3 separate regions of the Mus musculus genome follow, and regions 1 and 2 are each linked to region 3. The links are chromatin loops, found by intact Hi-C in ENCODE. Cell type or tissue: gastrocnemius. All regions are shown on one strand.

Region 1 (8,000 bases), 180 kb after region 3:
GCATGCCAAGCTAGTTAGGAGACATTAATTTAAGGTTTGTACCAGACAGTGAAAAAGGTTGCTAAAATCTAGGGTTGGCAAGGGAGTGGGAAAATGTCCAGACCCCAGTGATGAGATGGTGAATCCACATACTCTTTGGAAATTAACTCATCACTCTTAAATGTATAAGCCATGTGTTCTTGTAGTTCCCAGTCTAAAAATCAATGTGTTGTAACTTTAATTTTTTTCAAAACCTATTTTTAATGATGGTTCTTAAATATTTTAACCTCCCTTTTAGTCTACCACCTACCAAAGGTAGTGGGGAAGAAAGAATATGGAGAAATGGACCTTCTAAGAAATGGTTTTGGGGAGCAATGACTGTCTGTTTTGTCTGGAAATCAGCAGTTCAGTAGAGTTGGATTAGCAGCAGTGGTGACATGATCAAGCAGAGATAGCCAGGCCTCAGCCTTGGTACACATCAGCAGGAAGAACTGGGAGGAATGCCAGAAGTTCTTGGCTGTGCCTCTCTCAGCAAAGACATGAGGGCCCACAATCGCTGCACAGCTAGCTCTATGAGCAAGCCTTGCTCAGCCCTCATTACTGCCTGAGAGTCCTATTTATACCCTCCCCCAACATCACATGTCCTCCACATGTCTCTCCTCAGCACTTGTGTCTATCACTCTGCCAATCAGCCCTAGTCCGTAGAAGCAGCAAAACTGCCACACACCACCAGAAGTTTTTTGGTGCATTTCTCTCTATGGAGTCCTGATGAATACAGCTCAACTATGCAATGTAAGGCAGACCAATACATGTGTGTTGTTATTGAAGAATCCTTTATCACATGTCCTTTCACATTAGCAGAACATTCTTTCCCCTGTGTCTGCTTCAGCTAAACATTCCTCCACAAGTCTGCCTTAGCCTTTCACCTGTGTCCACTTCAGGAAAATACTTCTGTTGTTTGCCCCAGCAAAACACCATGCAAACTAACTTTTCAACTTTCCAAAGAACCCTTAATTTTCCACTTCAAAATGTCTTCACAGCTTGCTCACTATAAGATTCAAAAGCAGGAACAGCTTTAAGAGAGAAACAAAATACCAAAAAGACATTAAAATGAAATCTAGAGATTGTGTTTATATTGATAAAGTCTTCCTTGGTACCATGTGAGGTGAATATGGAGGTCACAGAAGAACATGGGTTGGTTTTAGTAACCAAACAGGTAAAGCCGGACTCTATCTCAGCTGTGTGATAGTTCTAATTGGAAAACAACAAAAATCTAGAAATAATTTGTATAGGGATGTACTGGCTAGTTTTGTGTCAACTTGACACAGCTGGAGTTATCACAGAGAAAGGACCTTCAGTTGAGGAAATGCCTCCATGAGATACAACTGTCAGGCATTTTCTCAATTAGTGATTAAGGGGGAAAGGCCCCTTGTGGGTGGGACCATCTCTGGGCTGGTAGCCTTGGTTCTATAAGAGAGCAGGCTGAGCAAGCCAGGGGAAGCAAGCCAGTAAAGAACATCCCTCCATGGCCTCTGCATCATCTCCTGCTTTCTGACCTGCTTGAGTTCCAGTCCTGACTTCCTTTGGTGATGAACAGCAGTATGGAAGTGTAAGCCGAATAAACCCTATCCTCCCCAACTTGCTTCTTGGTCATGATGTTTGTGCAGGAATAGAAACCCTGACTAAGACAAGGGATTTTTGTCTCCTGGAGAAGGGGAAGTAGATTTAGATAAGAGAAATGTATACATTTTGTTCTGTAGATATTTATGCTATTTGATTTTGGTAGCAAAAATATGTAGTAATTTTACAATTAAGGATGTGAAGAATATAAAATAGTAACATAAAAATATTAAGACTGTCTCATAAGTAAGAGGCTTTGTAAGTTTTATTTTTTCTGTTAACAAAAATGCAGATAATGTGTCTGTTTTCCTTTTTCCCTTGGCCACCAGGAAATTCACAGCCAACTTTAACACATGAACGCTGGCGGTGTCAGGGCCCTGTAGGCCTACACTTCCCTGTCTTGGGGCGAGGAGGAGACCTAGGCTCTCGTGATTTGCACAGACAAGGCAGGCAGAAGTTTTTACTCTCGAAGCTCTATCAAAACAAACGAGCTCTGATTCAGGATCTCAGTTTACTTCTAGTCCAGAGCCACATGGGCAGACCTGAGTGACAAGTCTTATCTTCACTGCGAAGATGCAGGGGCGCTGTTAAGGCGAGGAGTGACTAGATCTGAATCATGTTTGGAGAAACCCCACACATATGGTGGAGGAGAGAAGAGGCTGGCCCAGAGGAAGGTAGTGGTGCTTATTAAATACCCACAGACTGACTGGATAACCTTGGCTTAAGTGACTACAGTAACCTCAGAGTGTTTGTTGAGTGGGGACTACAGCCTCTCAGTCAAGCACAGTTGGATGGCTTGGTCTGAACATGAGCCAGCTGGCCAGTGTGATCCCAAACAGAAAAAAAAAAAAATCAAAATCAAAACAAAACAATAAAACTACTCCACAGTCACAGCAAGCCATTGCATAAGGAGGACAGTGTGAGCAATGTCTTGTGGTAGAAAAGCAGTGAAGGCAGTCACTTACAGGCACAGCAGGTAATTTCTGTATCTAGACAGGGCCTCTTTGCTGAGAGTGTGGGAGGGACACTCACCTCATCTCTGTGAAGGAAGTGAAGCACCAAGAAAGGTTACTGGCTTAGGGTCAGACCTAGATCTGTGATTTCTGTCACTTATTAACTGGATAGCCTTGAGCAGCCCCAAGAGCCAGTGCCTTCATTCGTAAAGAAGGTTAAAGACCCATTTCCAGGCACAGGAGGGTAAAATAAGGGAAAGCTATGAATTCTAAGGGATTAGAGTAACTTTTTAATTTTTATGATTCCACTTTGTATGCCCCACACATCCCAGGCAGAAAGAAAAATATTTAAAAGATGACATTGTTATGTTCCCATGAGTAGCCTGGGATATCTGTTTTGGGGCTTTTTATACCTTTAAATAGCAGAATCCCTAGCTAGTCTGTGTTGTCCCTTTAAATCTAAGGATGGGGGGTCACAGATCTTCCAATTTAGCTGCTAAGCCTTTAAATAATGGGCTTGCCCACCTCCACCCTTGCACTGTTCCCTGGGCTTCTGGGATGTCTCTCAGGTAATTCCAGTACTCTTGGCGGCTGCCCCAGTTCACAGCTGCCACAGGGATCAGCTACTCAAAAAAACTGTTGCTGAATTAATATTGGCAGTGTGTGTGGGTTATATTTGCAGAGCATTGGCAGGCACCAGGGACCTACTGGTTAAAGTCCATTCTAACCTTTCCTCTGTCATGCTTGAAAAATATGGGAGGTTTTCTGCTGCTGTTGGTAGCTGAAGACCGCCCCATTCTCCGCTTCCCCTAGATTACGTGTGGTGGAATACTTCTCACGCAAGAAGGAGAAAAATGTCCTGGTTGAAGTGAAAATCCTTTCCTCAGAGGACCAGTTGCTGTCAACTGGCAGTTTTGGGTCGTTTCTTTGCTGTTCCCTCTGGTCTGTCCAGCAGGTGGTGGAGTTCCAGCAGCCTTGTCCCCAGTCAGACTGTCCTGTAATGCTCAGCACGTGATAGGCGACTGCTGTCTGACTCACTCCTGCTGCCTCTGGCTCTGGGGCTGTGTAAACACCACAAGGAACGGCAAGAACAGAGTACTCCAAGCTTTTCCTGTAGTTTCCCTCATCAAACAAAGAACAAATTCGTGTTGACTGAATATAGAACTGCCTGTGTCAGCTGGGATTTAAACTCTTAATCACTTTATTCTTAGCAAAGACCCAGAAAGAAACCCTAAATTGTTTCTTTGTTCATTATCCACCTATGAAAACACATTTGTTAACAGTACTGAATGTATCATGATAGACAGCTGAATCCAAATTATTCTTGAGAAACAGATTAATCCAGTGTGCTGCTGAGTGCCTGTGACCCCAGCCTTGGGGTTTGGGTAGAGATAGGTGGATTTCTGAAGCTCATTGGCCAGCCTGGCTGGGCAAATGGGAGAGCTACAGGTTCAATGAGAGATCCTAGCTCCAGAAGCAATGGAAGATTGATCAAGGAAAGGTAGCTGATATTGAAAGTCATGCATGTGAGCATGTGCAATAAAGAAAAATGAAAAAAAAAACCAACTTTAAAAAGTCAGCAGCTAAAGAGGAAACAACAACAACAGAGAAAAGAGAGAGAGAGAGAGAGAGAGAGAGGAGAGAGAGAGAGAAAAGAAAGTGGGAACATCCGTTATAGGCAAAACTTCAAGCCCCCAAATGTTCACACTCACACATTTCAAATTAGACATTTCAAAAACAGTGATTAAAAAAAAAAAAAGGTTTTAGAAAAATGTAAAAACGAAGCACTTCTAGGTTTGCTTCTCAGTTTCTTCAGAAAGTCTATATAACATTGCTTTTGTTTGGCCCCTGCTGTCTTCAGACTCATTTGGTTAGAGACTTAATTTGGTGGCTGAAACAGGGATCAATGCTAGAGGAAAATTTGGGTCAGAGTCTTTCTTAGAGTATTACCAATGGCAGATAGCTCCTCTCATGCCTTAGAGAGCCACCTCCAAAGGTATATGGTGTCCCTGTGATGGTTAAATACTAATTGGATGCAATGGAGAATCACCTGGGAAGGGGGTCTTAATGAGGGACTATCTATCCATCAGATTGGGGGATTGATGTGTGAAGGCCCAGCCTAAATGGTGTGTGGGTGACACTCTTTCCTGTCTCTAGGCTTTGGGTTGTACAAACAAGGAGAAGATAAGCAGAGAGTATATATATGCATCCATTTCTCTCTGCTCTTGGTTGTGGATATGACATAATCAACTATTTTAAGTTCTCACTGCCGTGACTTCCCTGTAGCAATCACCATATAACATGGAACTGTGAACTAAGATGAACCCTTCCTCACTCAGTGGCCTTTTCAGGGTATTTTATCACAGCGACTAGTGTTGTGATCTTGAATGTCTCGGGGCTTCAGAAGGACCACACCAGGCCACACAGTTCCATGTGAGGTTTATTGGTAGAGAGAGGAGCAAGGTGGTGGCAGAGAAGGGGGAAAGAGAGAAAGAGAGATTGGGGGGGGGGCTTTCTTTATGTATAGGTGATAATGTAACACAGGTAAAGGTGGGAAGTGAGCCAAGTGGATTCTGGGAATATGGTGGCTGTTGCCTTGGCAACAGGTCTGCATGTCTCGCTTATGTGATGTCACAGGTTTTGGAGGTCCTGATACAAACAACTAGAAAGGAAACTAGTAGTTCAGGTATGGAATAAGACATTTATGAGAACCTCTTATATGAGCAAATCAGGAACACATCATCTTATGGGGTTCCTTAAGAGAATTCTGCATGTCACAGGGTCACATACACATGATTTCTCTGTTAAGACCCTAGTTACTTGGAGTCATAAAGGACAGGAAGGATTTCTCTCTTTGTTCAGAGTTCAAGAACTCTCATACAGTTAAATTCTGTACTATATGTAGTGGTATGTTGCCATAGCTTTCAGATTTTCCTGCCTCTGATAAGCCAATCATCAAACACTTCTTCCTTACAAAATAGCAGTGGAAAGCTAGGGCAGAGGCAGCGATGTGGGAACATCCATCCATCCCATCCTTCCCTTCCATTCTCCAGATAGCTACTAGTGGCTTTTGCTCAGAGGCCTCTTTTCACCTGATTGATTGCTAAAGTTGGGGCTGACTTTGGCACCATCTAGCCAGACACAGTGCTGGAGGATCCAAGAGTTCTACATCTTGATCCAAAGGCAGCAGTAGGAGATTCTCTTCCACATACTGGGTGGGGTCTGAGCACAGGACCTCAAAGCTCACCCCCACAGTGATATACTTCCTTCAACAAGGCTACACCTACTCCAACAAGGCCACACCTCCTAATAGTGGCACTTCCCATAGTCTAGACATATTCAAACCACCACAGTACAAGAGCTTTTCTCACCTCTAGCCATCCTAACAGGCATGCCTAGCTACCTGTCCCCACTTTCTAGTCAAGGAGCTGTGAAAAGATGTATTCACTGTGTCCACACTGGGAAGAAGAGATAAAGGGGTCCAGTGAGCCTAGTCCATCTTTGGGATGCTGACATCCACTCGATTTAAGTAAAGGGAGAGAGGTGAACATAATCAAGCAGTCCTAGTCGAGATACCACCCCATCCTGCCCACCACTGAAGGTGGTCCATGAATTGTTAAGTCTCTTCACCAGTCATCCTCAAGGGAGCATGGTGCTTGCTACAAGATGACTCCTGTGCCCAGATAGCAGTCTCACCCTGTAGGTAAATATCCTCACGGTAGGAGAGGTGAGTTTGTCCTGTGGAATTTTGCTCTTTCTAGAATCCAAGGTGAATATAGGTTAAGGCCAGTGACAACTCTGTGTTGTTAGCCTTGTGGACCAAGTAAGGAGTTAATGCTTTTTTTTTTCTTCTTCAAAAAAGCTTCTAAATGTCTAATTTAAAGCTACCCAATCCTTGAAATTATTGTCATTATTAACTGGTCCTATTTCATTTAGAGATACCTTCTTTGTGAACCCATGTGCCCCACATTATAAGAGCTCTCCTTTTCTTGTCTTTTCCACCAAATAGTAAAGTTGTAAGTACAGCAAGTGGGAGTATGTGTTCTGTCAGCATCCCTACTAATCTCTCTTAGCTGCGGAGAAGTGTAAATGCCAAATGAGCTTGGCGAAGGACTAATGTGATACTAAGGTGAACACAGGTGAATGAAAAAGAAACAAAAAAGGAAGAACATGACTGCTCATAGGTATGATGGAGGAGAAGGTTTATTGTAGATAAAAATGAGGGAGAGTCCAGAGTGAACATGTCCAGACAGAGCTGTGCCACAGCATGGGGAGCAGAGGAGAGAGGATCAACAAAGAGAGGTAGCCTGGGCCAAGAGACTGGCCAAGAGGGTAAAGGTTGGTTACCTGGCCTCTTCTGGCCTCTTCTGGCCAGGTAACCAAAATGCTTGAATTATAAGGGAAAGGCAGCTTGGGAAATGACGGCTTAGTCCCTGGGCTGAAGTTAAGAGTAGGGGGCAGGGTATGTCAGCCATACCCTGTAACATGTAGGGACTGAGGGACAACCTGGGAGCCAGGTCCACTTTGATACGTGTAATAGGCACCTCAGCCAATTTGTTCCTGCTTTGAGACCTATCATAGGGGTGTACTTGAATACAACAAGTTATTATCTGCCACTAATTAGGAGGTTCATTGTGTCTTCCAAAGGGGTCCTTTTGAGGTACGTTTTAGGAGGCAAGGCCATAGGAAAGGGCACTTCACTCAAGCTTGACCTTGTAACAAAATTTGAGCAGTAGAAGTAAAAGCATTTACATCTGAGATTTTGCCACCGGGAAGAAACTCTCTGACCCAAGTTCAAAACAACTTATGTCATCACATAGGATCCCACACATAGGAAGGTCCTATACTTTGTTTAGTGCTTTATGACACTGTCTTAAAATGCTTAAAATTTAAGGAAAGGGACCCTGCATTTTTACTTTGCAAATTATGGAGCCTATACCTTGATACATGATCCAACACAGAAGAGAGATGCAAAGACAGTTCCCATGGTGATGATAAACAGAAATTTGAGGAGAGCTATCAGGGGATATAGAAGGCAGTTGGAGTCAGACAGGTGAATGAACCTCCACAATAGACATATTGGCCTTCAAGCCAGGTTTCAGTGCTGTTTAACCTTCTCATCAACCTTAAATATGGATGCTTGCCTGAGCATGCGTAGGTCAGATCTGCTACATGATAATTTTCTGGTGAAGTTCTTGCTTCATGATCATCGAGGACACTCATTTCACATTACCGGACTTTCCTCTAAGTTTACACCTGAGAGCTGGAGACAAGCTGGAAGGTGAAGAGTGTCCCTGTAGTCTGAGCACTGTAGCTGACTTCACGCCAGACTCACTGCAGCATTGCCACGTGGCCTGACTATAGAGTCCTGTGTTCCCCAGAATTGTTTTATGACCTGGCCCATTGAGTTTCCTAAAGGTCTTTTAGAAATTATAAATAAGGCTCAAG
Region 2 (8,000 bases), 300 kb after region 3:
ATGCAGCATATAGCTAAATAGGCTCAAGGAAGGACAGCCAGCCAGAGACTCAGTTACTGCCAAAGTCTCCACATGAGCTGATAGGTAGATGATGCCCTGAGAAATGAGCTGATAGGATAGATGATGTTATGGGTTATGAAATCTTAGAGGCACCCACCTTGCAAAGAAGACTGGGACTTAATAGATTCTTTTTCTTTGGAACTTAATTTCAAGAGAAGTGGAGAATAGTGGGTTTTTAAAGAAATGTTCTCTTTCAGGCTCTGATTTTTAGCTTGAAAACAAATTAGTGAAGAAGGTAATTTGCTATTGGATTTATAAATTAGACATACCAGATAGCACAAAAGACTAACACTATCTTCTCTCTTACACTGGTTTATTTATTTATTCATGGAGATAGAGTCTTGTTATGTAGCTCCTGGACTTGAACTTCCTCTGTAGACCAGGTTGGCCTTGAATTTCTTGAATTCAAAGATCCTCCTACCTCTTCCTCACAGCTCTGGGACTAAAAGCATGTACCAGTAAATTAAGATAATCAATAATATGCTGTCCTCAGAAGAGGCAGAAATAAAGGATACATGCCTTTTCAAATACCTTTTATATCACACACATTGCTTCACTCTATATTTCACTGAGTCTTTCCTCCCATCCAGTGAGTTTCCTCCCAAATGCAGATTGCAATGGCTAAATTGTCAGCTTGATCCGAAGTCAGAATTACCTGGTACCATCTGGGAATGTCTGTGAGAGATTGTCTGGATTATGTTAATTGAAATGACAAGTGCTGACCACTATAGGTGGAAGTATTTCTTAGGCCACATTGTAGACAATTTAAAAATGTGAAAGGAATGAGCTAAGCGCTACTATATATACATTACATTACTCCCTGTGTCTGAGCACAGACCTAATGTGACTGCCTCAGGCTCCTGCTTGTGATTTCCCTCTCAGTGTTGGACCTTTAACAGTGAACTGAAACAACTTCTTGTTCCCTCTTGGGATGCTTTTGCAAGAGTATTTTATCACAGCGACAAACTGAGAGACCAGCCATTTTCACAGCAAAAGCATAAGAAACAAATCACTTCTGAAAGTGGACAATCGATATATGACCATTTAAAAATAATTTCCACAAACTAGAAATTTTATTATTCCACATTAAAAAAAAATAATGATACAGGGCCCAGTGTGGGTTCAGAATGACTGCTCTGGCTCTGACTCATGGAGGGCGCTGGTGTGAGTACTGAGGTCACTTTAACTAACCACGTACATAACTCATAACCCAGCAGTCCCAGAGGATATTTGTATCTGAATCACTGGAAACCCATCATTTTAATAGTCATCAAGTCACTGCAGTATTAGAGAATTTAAAAGGAATTTGAAATGAAATTAAACTCAAGTCAGAGACAGCCAAGAAGCATAGAGATCTCAAGGCCTCCTCAGTGAGCTGTAAGAATGAGTGTACACGTGACCTCAGAGGGAAAGACACTGACTTTCAAGGGAATAAAAAAGAAAAGGGAAAGATTTAGCATCTATTTGGCTATATCTTCCTGAAGAAGAAAACCTATATTATTGAGATAATCTTTACAAATCCCTTTTGCTAATAAGCCCAAACCTGGTTGTTTTAGGATCCCGTTATGTATTACCAAAACCGAAGGACTTCCTAATAAAACATTTTGTTATATATTTACCTATTCATATATTTAAACTGAGTTTTTAATTCTTAATGAATGAATGATAAAGTATACACAGAAAACATTTATAGTTATTACTAAACAAGCAGTAGGTGTTGGAGCTTTGGGAAGTGAGCAACAATTGAAGATTTGTAACCTTCTGTACTTTTTGTTTTACATAGTTTTCATGGATATTTTGAAAGGTTTCTGACTTAAGTAAGACTGTGATAAATCTGCCTTCTGACCACAGTGGGCTGTATATAATATTTCAAGTTTGGGTGATATCTTGCCCAGAAGCAGATGGACATCTTTTAGGCATGTAAAAAATTCTGAAAGTTGTCCAGTTACAACACTCAATGTTAGTTTAGTTTTTTGTGAATGGGGCCTTTTGGAGTAGCAGAAAAGCCCATCTGGGGAGAGAAGAGAGAGTGTGTGAGTTGTTATTGACTTATTTGTACCTTTAGGCCTGATGTCTGAGCCTAGGGATAAACCTCCAGCCCCTTCTGCATTTTTGTAAACAGGATCTTGCTAAATTCACCAGGGTAGCATAAAATTTCAATCTCCTTGCTTTAGGTTCTAGAATGTTAGGATTATAGACATGTGACATTATACTTGGTTTGTATTTTTAAGAATAGAATTTTGAATTAATCCTAAATAATTATAAGGTAGTGAGACAAATGATATCCAACTATAAAGCCATATATAAAACTGTAATAGTCAGGGTTGTGTGATTTAATAGGATTTTCATTATAAATAATTTTTTTTTAAATTCAGGCTTTATGTATACACACAATTCAGGTTAATTTTGAACTCACAATCTCTCTTCCCCACAGTTCTATTGGGGGCTGAGTTTACAAGGCATATACCAACCACCATAATCAATGTTTTAAACTTTGGGGTTGCTCAAATATTCTTTCAGCAAGTGTCTAAGCCAAACATTAAGATTTGTTTATGTTATGTTATGTTATGTTATGTTATGTTATGTTATATTGTGTTATGTTATTTGTTCAAGTTATGAACCTGGGATAGTCTGAAAAAGAAATTTGAGTTCCACTGAAAATTGATTTCAAAGGACAGATCCTACGTTCTCCTAAAAAGGAACCCAATTAGAAACCATTGGTATTTGGAATTTTCTGGCTGATTTCAGCCAATTTGAAATACAAACTGGATACATTAGTGCCTTTGTACATGACACAAATTCAAATGAAAAGAATGCTGTACATGTGATTATTTTCTGTTTTATATTTTCAAAGGTCTAGTGATAGACAGTTCAATAAGAGCGTACTGGCTTTGCAATTTGTGAGGAACTAGGCTTCTCCCTGCTAACAAGGTAGTCATAACAGGTGGTTATAGGTGGTCACTGTAACCTATGAGACAATGGCGTGGCTGCTGTTTTCTGGAACAGAACTGTTTGTGGTTAAGGGTATAGGTGGTACACAGCCCAATCCTTGAGAAGTAGATGTTTAATCATAAACAGGAGTGAACCTAATTTGTCTTTACTATTAGATGGCTTTTAAGCATAAGATGGAGACAGGACAGTTTAATTTTACAGAGGAACCAGTGGAATGGTGATAAACATAAGTGCTGTTTACAGGATGCAAAGTTAGGATCCAAGAAACACGCAGAACCTATACCTTAAGGTTCTGAGCCTAGAAAAACCTAGTTCTTTACATTTTAGTGTTAGGATATTGTATTTGGGGGCTGGAGAGATGGCTCAGTGGTTATGAACAAGTGCTTACCATTCTTGCCAAAAACTGGCTTGGTTTCCAGCAACCTTACCAGGCAGCAGGCATTCACCTGTAACTTCAGTTCAGGGGATCTGATGCCCTCTTCTGGCCTCTACAAGCACCCCACCACCACCACCACCACACACACACAGCACATACAAGTTCATGCAGGCTTTTCATACACAAGAAAAGATTTACAAAGAAAAAGAAGAATATATTTTGGCCTGCTTCCAGAAAATTCAGTTATCTCAAGACTGTTTAGCTATATATGAATTGGGAATGAGCACATGTTGTAACAACAGTATCTTCCATTTTCCTAAAAGCCCCTGTTCAGCCGTTTTACTCATCTTGGAAATTCTGACTAAAAACTTTCAATTTTTAATCAATCAGAAATTAAAGCCTGACAAGAGTCATTAAAAATATCCCAAACCATGGAAAAATAAACTTTATTAAGCAACAAAAACCAGAGGTTATCAAAAAGAGAAACAAACAGAGGAAGGCTTTTTAAGTCTTGCTTTTTGTATAATCTTCTGTTTTGAAAGTGTGCTAGAATTGGTCATCTCTTCTGTTCCCTTCGTTCCTTCCTTCCAGCTTTTCCATGCATCCCCCTTGCTCTCTTTCAGATTCAAGGCCTCCTTTTCTCTGTTTATACAATCCTAAATACCTAAATACAACCTGCTCAGCCTATAATGTTATCTATATGTATATGATCTCAGGGCCAACAACTTAGAATTCGATAGCCAGTTGAGGGGGCCCTTCCCCAGGGAAGACCATTTGGGAGAAATATTTTGTTTTGTTTTCTCACATTTTTTCGTCTATTTTTATTTTATATGTATTGAAGTTTTGCCTACATGTTTGTAAGGACAGTTGTGAGCTGTCATGTGGGTGCTGGGAATTGAACTTAGGTCCTCTGGAGTAGCAGGGAGTGTTCTTAACCACTGAGCCATTTCTCCATCCCTGGGAAAAACTTTTGCTTTAAAGACTTATTTATTTTGTGTATATGAGTACACTGTTACTGTCTTCAGACACACTAGAAGAGGGTATCCAATTCCATTACAGATGGTTGTGAGCCACCATATGGTTGCTGGGAATTGAACTGAGGACCTCTGTGAGAGCAATCAGTGCTCTTAACCACCGAGCCATCCTCGAGCCCTGGGAGAAACATTCAAAACCTCTTTTTAAATTGTCCTTTTATGTAACTATTTATTAAACACAGCTGCTTTTTAAAATTACAAAATTAGAGTTGGAAGTTGGTTGTTAGATCTCCCCCACCAATGTTCAGATGAAACAACTCAAGCATGTCTTTCTCTGCCTGAACATTTGTGTTTTCCTATTAATCTCTGTTATCAGGTGGACTTGCTGCATCAGAGTCCTTGGCAAAAGAATGGTCTCTAAGAAAGAACCTTCTTTTATAATAATTCCACCTAGAGTCCTAGAATTACATTGGTTCAAATATAAATCTGCTAGTATTGCGCAGACTTGAAATACACTGTGTGAGTGTGTGTCACATTTATCATGTTATATGTCTCCTGAGAGTCATATGTATGTCTCTCTTCCTTCAATGAGTGAAGTCATACATTCCTGAGATAACATTTGGCTTGCAACAGTAACCCAGTTACCTGAAGCTCCTCCTCTCCTGTGCTTTGTCACAGATAACTTGAGTCTTTAGAACTTTGAGACAGTTGATAAATATTTACATGAAGTAAAAATTTTTAAAAAGTGGAAAAAAAAATTTTCCCCAAACGGTCTCCCCTAAGGAAGAGCCCCCTCAACTGGCTATCCAATTCCAAGTTGACAGCCTTGAGGTCGTATACATATAGATAACACTATAGACCGAGCAGGTTGTATTTAGGTATTTAGGATTATGTAAACAGAGAAAAAGAGGCCTTGAATTTGAAAGAGAGGGGGGAGGGGTAGGATGCATGGAACGGCTTGAAGGAAGCAAGGGGATGGGAGAGATGATTGGTTCTAGCACACTTTCAAAACAGAAGATCATACAAAAATCAAGACTTTAAAAGCCTTCCCCTATTCATTTCTCTTTTTGATGACCCTTGGTTATCATATTGTACTGGCTAGATCTGTGTCAACTTGACACAGGCTGGAGTTATCACAGAGAAAGGAGCTTCAGTTGAGGAAATGCCTCCACGAGATCCAGCTGTAAGGCATTTTCTCAATTAGTGATCAAGGGAGGAAGTCCCTTTGTGGGTGGTGCCATCTCTGGGCTGGTAGTCTTGGTTCTATAAGAGAGCAGGCTGAGCAAGCCAGGGGAAACAAGCCAGTAAAGAACATCCCTCCATGGCTTCTGCATCAGCTCCTGCTTCCTGACCTGCTTGAGTTCCAGTCCTGACTTCCTTTGGTGATGAACAGCAATGTGGAAGTGAAAGCTGAATAAACCCTTTCCTCCCCAACTTGCTTCTTGGTCATGATGTTTGTGCAGGAATAGAAACCCTGACTAAGACACATATCTCTTAGTTTTGTCTTAGACTGTATGCTAGTCAGCTGTCTACTACTATAAGAAACACACAAGTTGAGCATGGGTTCTTTTCCATCTGAGTCAGACCTTGGGCACAAACTCTGCAACCAGTCCCACAACACCCAGAGGAAGCGCCACTCCCAGGTGCTCTAACATGCCCAGGACCACAGAATCACAGGAGCTTGGTCACACCAAGATCTCAGGGTCCCAGAGGCAGCTTGACTCCCAGGAGCACTGACACACCCAGGATCTCAGGATCACAGGATCACAGAATCACAGGATCACAAAGACAGCTGAACTCTGAAGAGTTCTGACACAACCAGCATCACAGTAAGGACAGGCTTCAGTCAGATATAGCAAGAACAGGTAGCACTAGAGATAATCTAAGTAACAGAAACCATGGTTACTTGGCATCATAAGGACCCAATTTTTCCACCATAGCAAGTCCTGGATACACCATCATACCAGAAAAGATTTGGATCTAAAATCACTTTTCATGATGGTGATAGAGGACTTTAAGAAGGACATAAATAACTCCCTTAAAGAAATACAGGCGAACACAGGTAAACAGCTAGAAGCCCTTAAAGACAAAACATACAAATCCCTTAAAGAATTACAGGAAAACACAATCAAACAGGTGAAGAAAAGGAACAAAACCATCCAAGACCTAAAAATGGAAATAGAAACAAGGAAGAAATCACAAAGGGAGACAACCCTGGAGCTAGAAAACCTAGGAGAGATCAGGAGTCATAGATACAAACATCACTAACAGAATAGAAGAGATAGAAGACAAAATCTCAAGTGCAGAAGATACCATAGAAAACACTGACACAACAGTCAATGAAAATGCAAAAAGCAAAAAGCTCCTAACCCAAAACATATAAGAAATCCAGGACACAATGAGAAGAAGAGACCTAAGGATAATAGGTATAGAAGAGAGGGAAGATTCCCAACTTAAAGGGCCAGTAAATATTTTCAACAAAATTATAAAAGAAAACTTCCCTAACCTAAAGAAAGATGTCCATGAACATACAAGATGCCTACAGAACTCCAAATACCAGACCAGAAAAGAAATTCCTCCTGTCACATAATAATCAAAACATCAAATGCACTAAACAAAGAAAGAATATTAAAAGCAGTAAGGCAAAAAGGTCAAGTAACATATAAAGGCATCCCTATCAGAATTACACCAGACTTTTCACCAAAGACAATGAAAGCTAGAAGATCCTGGGCAGATGTCATACAGACCCTAAGAGAACACAAATGCCAGCCCAGGCTACTATACCCAGCAAAATTCTCAAATAACATAGATGGAGAAACCAAGATGTTCCATAAAAAACCAAATTAACATAGTGTCTTTCTATAAATCCAGCCCTACAAAGGATAATAGATGGAAATCATCAACACAGGAGGGAAACTACACCCTAGAAAAAGCAAGAAAGTAATCTTTCAACAAATCCAAAAGAAGATAACTACAAAAAACATAATTCCACTTCTAACAACAAAAATAACAGGAAGTAGAAATCACTTTTTCTTAATATCTCTTAACATTAATAGACTCAGTTCCCCACCAAAAGACATAGACTAACAGACTGGATACAAAAACAAGACTCAGCATTTTGCTGCATATAGGAAATGTACTTCAGTGACAAAGACAAACAGTACCTCAGAGTAAAATGTTGGAAAACAATTTTCCAAGCAAATGGTCCTAAGAAACAAGCTGGGGTAGCCATTCCAATATTAGATAAAATCAACTTTCAACCAAAAATTGTCAAAAAGGAAAGGAAGGACACTTCATCCTGGTCAAAGGAAAAATCTACTAAGATGAACTCTGAATTCTGAACATCTATGCTCCAAATGCAAGGGCACCCACATTCATAAAAGAAACTTTATTAAGCTCAAAGCACACATCACATCCCACACAATAATAATAGGAGACTTCGACACCCCACTCTCATCAATGGATAGATCATGGAAACAGAAAGTAAACAGAGACACAGTGAAACTAACAGAAGTTATGAACCAAATGGATCAAGCAGATATTTATAGAACATGTCATCCTAAAGCAAAAGAATATACCTTCTTCTCAGTACCTCAAGGTACCTTCTCCAAAATTGACCATATAATCCATCACAAAAC
Region 3 (8,000 bases):
GCTTTAAGGGCTTTGGAGACACAAGGCGGGCGACATAAGCTCTGACCTTGTGCCAGCAGCTTCCTGCGCAGCATCCAGACACTCCAGGGAGCAGCTTAGAAGGCCAACTGCAGCTAGGCAAGAGCTGGGTTGTTGTAGAAAATCATTTAAAATCTAAGCCCATGGTTTCAACCCCACCTTAAACCAACTAGTTCCCCAGTAAAAGTCGCACTCTCAGCCTTTATATTTACAATAAGCTCTAAATTCTTCATAGTCCTTTACTGCCAAGCCTGTGAAACCTAAACCCCACCTACTTCTCTACTGTCAAGCTATTGGCTGTTGGCATCTTTATTCACCAATCAGAATTAACTTGGGGTCATTAGGGCTATATGTAGATTCTAGGTGGGGGTGGTGGGGGTGGTGGTGGTCTGCACTTAACATTACAATACAAGCAACTTCAGGCTGGGTAGGCTAGAGACAGAAGAATGCAGGGTGGTGTCTCAACTGCTCCAGTTGGATACACCCAGGTATTTTAGATTGGGGTGAGGTCCCAGGCCTGCCTTGAAGAAGGCTCAAGAACCAGGCTAGATATAGTATTGCACGAACTACAGCATTAAGAGGCATGTACTGGCTTCCAGCTGGGGCTCTTGCCAAGGTAGGACGTGAACAATGTACAGTTCTGTTCCTTTGTCTCTCTGGATCATAAAGGACAGCATAGAGCCAAGTCTGGTGGCCCAGGCCTGTGATCCCTGACACAGGAAGATGGTCAACTCAAGCACAGCCTGAGCCTCAAAACAAAAAGTAAGAAATGTGGGAGGGTCTGGTCTGATTCCCAGTATCACAAAAAGATAAAATAGAGGCAGAGGCAGGTGGATTTCTGAGTTCAAGGACAGCCTGGTCTACAAAGTGAGTTGCAGGACAGCCAGGGCTATACAGAGAAACCCTGTCTCGAGAAACAAACAAACAAACAAACAAACAAACGAAAAAAAGAAAAGATAAAACAGAATGAATGAATGAAATAACAAAGTGAAGATAGCATTACACCAGTGGGTTGCTGGTGGGGGAAATCACTGCTACATTGATCTAAAAAAGAGTTGGGCTATTGCCCTGAAACCCATCTTGTTTGGCTTCCTGTCCTACTTAATGCTTTGGAATATTTTTTTTGAAGAGCCTCTCTTAAAGTATGATTTAAGGCTTACCACGGGATGAGTTGACTTTTTAAAATTGAAGTATAATTTTTGGACAGTAAGATGTATTTGCTCTAAGTGTCCTGTGTAATCACCACACAATCTGGTTTTAAAAGTCATCACCTCAGACTGACCCTCTGTCCCTTGTGGCTGGTCCCCAATCCTAGGCTCATCTCTGGTCTCAGGCAATGGGCCATCTTTCTGTCTCTGTGGATTTGCCTATTCTGTAACACCATTTTCATACAGAGCTGGCTGGCCTTGAAATCACAATGCCCCTGCCTCTGCTTCCTGATACCGGGTGTGTGCCACCAAGCCTGGCTAGGTTTGCATCTTAACAGGTTATGATAAGTGGAATCAAGTGACACTCAGTCCTCTGTGTACAGCGTCTTTCAGCCAGTGTGGTCTATGCATTCTGTATGAGATCTGTTCCTTTTGGTTTGTGGATAATAATCTACTCACATACATTGCATTTCCATGCACTGTTGACCATGGGTTCTGGGCTGTAGCTATTATGTACAAAGCATGTATATTCGTGTAGGTGGTTTTACATACATGTATTTAGTTATCTCAGTTGAATCCTTGTTGTGGACTGGATCTAATGCTATTTGTGTTAATTCAGTTTCCCAAATCACATGGGAACCTGTACGTCTGTCTGTAAGACTCTGAGGGTCCTTGCCCACAGTTGGCTGTAATTGGTAAATAAAGTTGCCAGTGGCCAGTGGCTGGACAGGGAGACAGAGGGGGGAACCTTAGATTTTCCCGGCAAGGGAACCATGGGGAAGCAGGAAAGTCATGCCTAAGAGCTGCAGGAGACGAAGTGTACAGCCATGTAAGCATCTGGGTAGTGACCCAGCTCCTGGCTGCTTAGGGCATATTAAAAATGAGGCTGTGTGTGTGTGTGTGTGTGTGTGTCTTTCATTCGTGAATCTAAAACATTTGGGCAGTGTCTTAGTCAGGGTTTCTATTCCTGCACAAACATCATGACCAAGAAGCAAATTGGGGAGGAAAGGGTTTATTCAGCTTACACTTCCATACTGCTGTTCATCACCAAGGAAGTCAGGACTGGAACTCAAGCAGGTCAGAAAGCAGGAGATGATGCAGAGGCCATGGAGGGATGTTACTTACTGGCTTGCTTCCCCTGGCTTGCTCAGCCTGCTCTCTTATAGAACCAAGACTACCAGCCCAGAGATGGTCCCACCCACAAGGGGCCTTTCCCCCTTGATCACTAATTGAGAAAATGCCTTACAGTTGGATCTCATGGAGGCATTTCCTCAACTGAAGCTCCTTTCTCGGTGATAACTCCAGGTGTGTCAAGTTGACACAAAACTAGCCAGTACAGGCAGGTATCGAGGAGTGCGCTGTGCGAGCACCCGCAGTGGAGTTTAGATCGAATGAACCTTCTAATGGCTTCAATCCCTGGCAGCTACTCCTGGGAACACAGTGCCGAGTGATCCGGTTATGTATGCTCAGTTTTAAAAGAAATTGCCAAGCTACTTTCCAGGTTGGGTATGCCATAGAGTCCCTCCAACAGTGTGTGCGGACTGGGCTTCTCCAAGTCATCAAAAAAGCAAAATAAACAAACAACAACAAACAAACAAGAAACTGCTTGCCCCTGTCACTTTGACTGTAGCTGCCCAGCAGGTGTGAAATCTGTTCTTCGTTGCTGTTGTTTGTTTGTTTGTTGCATGTCTACGGGCTAGTCTTTTTGATGTGTTCCTTGTCTTCTCTGCTACCCTATCTAAGAATTTGCCAGCAATATTTTAAAGCTCAGGAGATGGCAGATAAAACTCCCTGGGGATGGAAATGGGGTTTGTCTTGTTCATTAGCCACTTAATTCTAAGAACTCACTACTGAGTGGGAAGCAACACATTACCTCAGTGCTGCTGCTTTTTTAAAAAAGCTACAAACTCAATACCTCAAAACAGCACACATTTATTCTTTTAAAGTTCTTGACACCAGAGTTTGGAATTTCATTGGGTCCAAATCAGTCAGGGGAGACTCTGGGCACTGTAGAGGGAATCTGTTCTCTCCTGACTCTCTCCTTCTCTCCTCAGGTCCTCCTGCAAGATGGCTTGCCTTCTGTTCTGTAGTGAAATAAATATTCCTTTACCTCACTTCCCCTTTGGTGATATACCTGATTACATGTAGAATCTACCTAAATAATCGAGGGTAACACACTCTAGGTTTCTTTTGCCATTTAAAGAAACTTCCTGGGATTAGGCCGTGAATATCTCTGGGGTATTTCAGCTGACTACCCCAGAGATAGGTCAGCAATCTGTCTGCATGAGGAGGCCTCTGAGGTTTAGGTTTGGAGTTGGTTGGTTCGGACAACGGTTCCTGTTGAGGGGTCTTCTGGAGGCTCAGGTAGGTCCTAGAGGCATGCTGATTTGGGCTCCATAGCCCTTACGGCTCCTCTCACTCTTTTTCCTAGAAACAAGAGGAGCGGACAGCACTTGGGCAGCCACCGGGTGGTGGAGGGGCCTCTGATGGTGCCCAACATCCTGGCCCTAGTCTTCTACCACCCACGCTTACTACACAGCAACCCCTTTCCCATCCCCATCTCCTTACCCTTACCCTTACACTTGCCGCCCCTTGGGAGTCGGCCACGCTGCAATCTCTCAGGTGGCCAGCAGGGGTCAGCATCCCCGCGCAGAGGGTCTCGAGGCTGCGATGGGTGGAGCAGGGCTCGGTGGTGTCCTCCTGCCACCTCTGGTACAGGTCCTGAGTACAGCCAATGTGTCTCCACTGCTTACCCGCTCTCTTCTCTTCGCTTTCCACCTACGAGAAGGCGGCTCCCTCGGGGTCAGCTTGGAGGAAGCTAGCCTCCACAGAAGAGCCGGGAAGGAGGACCAGAGGCACCGGAAGCCCAGAGGCCTTCCTGAGAGCAGGAAGCTGTTAGATTTAGAATGAATTTTCTCCCAAGTGTCTCAGATTGTTGGCCAAAGTTACTCTGATTCTAACGTCCCGTGGTTCCTCGTCCAGCTGGTGGGTTTGGGTGGAGCCTGGTGGAATGCTTGGGCCAGTGCCTCGGGTCTGCAGTAAGAGAGCCTGGCAAAGCCAGGCATTAAAACCTCAGCCCAATTACGTTCTTTTCCACTTGTGTCCTTCCTAATTAAAGGAGGCCCTCTTGATGCCAGCATGGAATGCTGCAGACAAGGAGAAACTAAATTCTGGTCTCGAACTCAACAGCCTGTCTTTAAAGCAGATTCATTATTCACGATGAATAAAAAGTAGCTATAAACACTTGTGTATGGTGGTATGGATATACATTTCCGTAGTTGGGAATGTCATGTGTTTTTCTTGCTTGTAGAATTTCTGATTGAAAATCTTTAAGATAGTTGGAAAACAACACAGGTATCGTGGACTGAGTGGTTGTTTTGTATCAGGCAGAATATGTGTCTGAAAGGGGCGGGAGGGTCTTCCGGTCCACCCTGACTTTGGGAAGCTGCAGCATACTAGCTCTGTAGGGCATTCGGTGCTGCAGCAAAGACAGCCCTGAGAGAGACCCTTGGTGGATGGCCCTTTACTGTATGCCTGAAATCTGCATCAGCTTGGTCTAGGAGGCTTGTCTCTTTGGAATTTCTTTGTGGTGACATGGTCAAATCAAAGACATGCAGAGCCAGGCCCCGTCTTAGCTGTCCTGGGTTGCATCTAACTGAGTCCCCCATTTCCCTGACCATGTTTCCTGACTACCTCAGTCTATGGAATGTTGACTTTGTTCTTCAGCTCATTTTCTTCACCTTTACAAGAGATGTTTGTAACAGAGTAAAGCGGGGCTAACTAACACTTTCTAGTACCTCAAACAATTGCCACACTGCCAGATATACTTGTTTCACAGGATCATCTGCAATGCTAAATTTCCTTTTTATGTCATCCGTGGAAGCTCCTAACCAAAGGGGGATGGAGAATACTCACGAGTCTGAGTGATGTTGCATGTCATTGTGTGGTCTCACTATAAGCACTTCTGAGGGCTAAGCTTTCTCAGGTCCTGATGAAATAGCTCTCTAAGACAAACAAAGCAACAAAACAACTCATAGAGCCAAAATACTAACAATCAGCAACAACAGGCTCGATATTGTTAAGGTAAGTTACTGAATGCTGACATTCACAACAGAACATAGACAAGTATCTGTAATTAACCAGGTCAAAAAAAAAAAAAAAAAAAAAAAACCTGTTTACTTTCGCCTCAGGAAAGACTTTATTTATTTATTTATTTGTTTGTTTATTTGTTTATTTATTTATGTGCACCAGGCTAGGAATAGCATTTACTGCCCTGGAATGTTCTCATTCAATTCTCATGACACACGCGTGTAGAAATGATTGGTGTATACATATTATACGTGATGAGCAGATGAGCTTCTTCCCCCCCCCCCCCCCCCCCCCGAGACAGGGTTTCTCTGTGTAGCCCTAGCTGTCCTGGAACTCACTTTGTAGACCAGGCTGGCCTCGAACTCAGAAACCTGCCTGCCTCTGCCTCCCGAGTGCTGGGATTAAAGGCATGGCCACCACTGCCTGGTTCAGATGAGCTTTTGTTTTCTTTGCTTGCTATAATTGAGATGAGCTATTGATAGGGAGTCCACGCACAGCCACCAGTGAGGGTGGCTGCTGAGTTTTGGTCTCTCAGTCATCCAGCTTCTTGGTTCTTTCTGTCGCAGTGTTTCCACATTTTGTCCAAATGTTTGAGAGTCATCCATCACCTTTATCCACTAACCCTCTCTCTTTCTATAATACTAAAGAGTTCACCATTATGTTTCCTTTCCTGGAGGATCCTGGGCTTCTCACCTGAACAGGGGACGGCACTGTATCTTCTTTTATTTTTATTCACCTTGCTTCTAAAACGTTGCTTGGAGTCCATCAGATGGTCCAGTGACAGGTACTGTGGACCTGAAGGTTGCCATTCCACAGTGCTATCCTGAGGTCAAGTCCTGTTAGTGTGGGCTGCTGCTGATCCACTTCAGGACCAATGGTTCTAAGTAGCACCATTAGCATCAAAGCCTGAGGCCCTATGACTTCTCCCTAGTAGAAAAGCCTGTCACGCGGGTGTAGAATAGATCTCTCCTGCACTCCTGTTCTTCTATGTATCAAGGTCCCTCATTAGCACTCTCTTTGGTGAGATATACGAATCCCTCTAGGGACTCTTTCTTAAGTCACACTTCCTTAATGACTACCAACTGTGCGCACAATTATTGTGGTATTGTCTATCTTTCTGGAAAAATTTTCTCCCCTGATCACCAAATAATAGTCTCATTATATTTGCTATATAATAGAAGATTCTCACTCAATTTGAAGATTAGGGAAAAAGTGGAATCAGTAAGAATTCCTAACTGCAGTAAGAATTGTTACTACTTATGCTTCATCTTTGGTGTGCCTTTAGAAATCATCCAATACCAATCTGTGAATAATTTAATATTGCTGGAAAATAATATTGTGGTGTGTTGTTTACAGAATAATTAATGGCCTCTACCAGTCAGCAATGTAGAATATTGGTGGTTTATATAAAGCAGTAAGTCAATTTTTAGACCTTTTGGACTGGATATATTGTCTCATATATGTCTTATAGTTCTACTTTTAATTTAATGGGTACTTGTTAGGTATCAGGCACTTAGAACAAAGGCAAGAGATTTTGCCCTTGTATTTGCCTTGCAGAAAATATTTATTAAAGTGGCTAACAAGGTAGTGGAGGCAGAAGACACCTTTGGGAGATAAAAGCCCCACACAGTGGGTTCCAGTGAGATTCAGAGTCAAGGTTAAGGAGTGTGATTTCCCAGAGTGGAGCTGGGCTCTGTGGTGTCTATCTCTCTCCTTCATGAGTTCCTATCAGGACTCTTGCTGTTGGACTAAACGGGATTTGGGAGAACACCAAGTATTTTGAGGGTACAAGCTCAAAGGAGCATGTTTGGTTTGGTTGGGAGGTGAGATGAACAGGCCAGGGCCCAGGTGGTGAAGATCCAGGTAAGTAGACATTAAACACAAGCAGATAGCACAGTTCACTGGGGTTCCCATGTCCAGTGTTGGTTGTTTTGGTTCCCTGAGGCTGAAGTCTTCTTTGCATACCTGTGACTGGCCAATGGGAGTAGGCAACCTTGCCTCTCTTATCCCACACAAACAGGTAAGGGTTCACTGAAAAAAAAAAAATGGTCACTTCCCCTCTACTAGATCAAGGAACTTGTCCTCATCAAGGAAATCTGTGAAAGACCCCAGAGGTAACCAAATCCACTGCTGGTTAAAGTGTGTCCCCAAGCAGAGGGACAACCCATAGTCATCTGGGGCATTTGTTAGCTAAGACACACATGACCCTCATTCCAGAACTCCGGAACCCACTCTCTGGCGTGGACCTGATCCACCATTACACTGCCTCTCAGGAGTATTCAAACTGCAAGCTTGAAACCAGACTTTTGCTCCATGTTTCATCCAGGAGGTCTGGGACCTGCTGGGTAGAACTGATACTGTTTGTAATGGCTGAGCTGGAGTGGCAGGACAGGACGACTCCTGGTGCAGCATTACCCAGGCCTCAAGATGTTTCCTCTGACTGTGGACACCTGGAGTTCTCACTCTGGCCATCTGGCCCTGAAGAGGTCAGCTCAGGAACTTTGGAAAATTCCACCAGACCCCTCCCTTCCTAGAAGAGAAAGGTCATAGAGCACAGAGGCACCCCTCCTCTCTGGAAGGGAGAGGCTAATTACATTCCTCAGACCCCAGGGGGTAGGTGGTGGTGGGGACTAACCATCAGCCACCTCCGGGTGTGGGAGGCCCAGAGCACGTAGACAAATTCCACAGGACAGACTGACCATTGGCCACCTACAGACAAGGGAAGTCCTTACCACCCCATTCCCT

Evidence for each region. A loop is a pair of places that touch in the nucleus more often than their neighbours do. Peaks named below come from ENCODE experiments on the same cell type or tissue, not always from the same donor. Only the 100,000 strongest peaks of a DNase experiment are listed, where the experiment ranks them.
Region 1: it touches region 3 in a loop (3-fold over the local background); 7 of 42 quality-filtered maps call a loop at or near these places.
Region 2: it touches region 3 in a loop (3-fold over the local background); 8 of 42 quality-filtered maps call a loop at or near these places.

What each region holds. Positions count from the first base shown.
Region 1 is chr11:22,433,257-22,441,256 of GRCm38, reverse strand. The region is part of intron 2 of Gm39609 (a long non-coding RNA gene); the gene reads left to right. Among named protein-coding and RNA genes, the nearest start is that of Gm39609, 6.1 kb to the left of the region's middle. In gastrocnemius, a CTCF peak has its summit at 3,486 (motif pointing right); DNase peaks (open chromatin) are centred at 486, 2,396, 3,167 and 3,497; H3K4me3 peaks cover 887 bases; H3K27ac peaks cover 4,679 bases.
Region 2 is chr11:22,311,478-22,319,477 of GRCm38, reverse strand. No RefSeq gene overlaps it. Among named protein-coding and RNA genes, the nearest start is that of Ehbp1, 29 kb to the right of the region's middle. In gastrocnemius, a CTCF peak has its summit at 3,492 (motif pointing left); no DNase peak of the experiment used is centred here.
Region 3 is chr11:22,613,571-22,621,570 of GRCm38, reverse strand. It overlaps Gm12052 (predicted gene 12052), which reads right to left. Exons shown (of 5, transcript NR_166746.1): 3 at 5,082-5,170; 4 at 3,741-4,214; 5 at 3,079-3,250. Among named protein-coding and RNA genes, the nearest start is that of Gm12052, 5.9 kb to the right of the region's middle. In gastrocnemius, a CTCF peak has its summit at 3,786 (motif pointing right); DNase peaks (open chromatin) are centred at 61, 3,809 and 7,868; H3K4me3 peaks cover 675 bases; H3K27ac peaks cover 1,366 bases.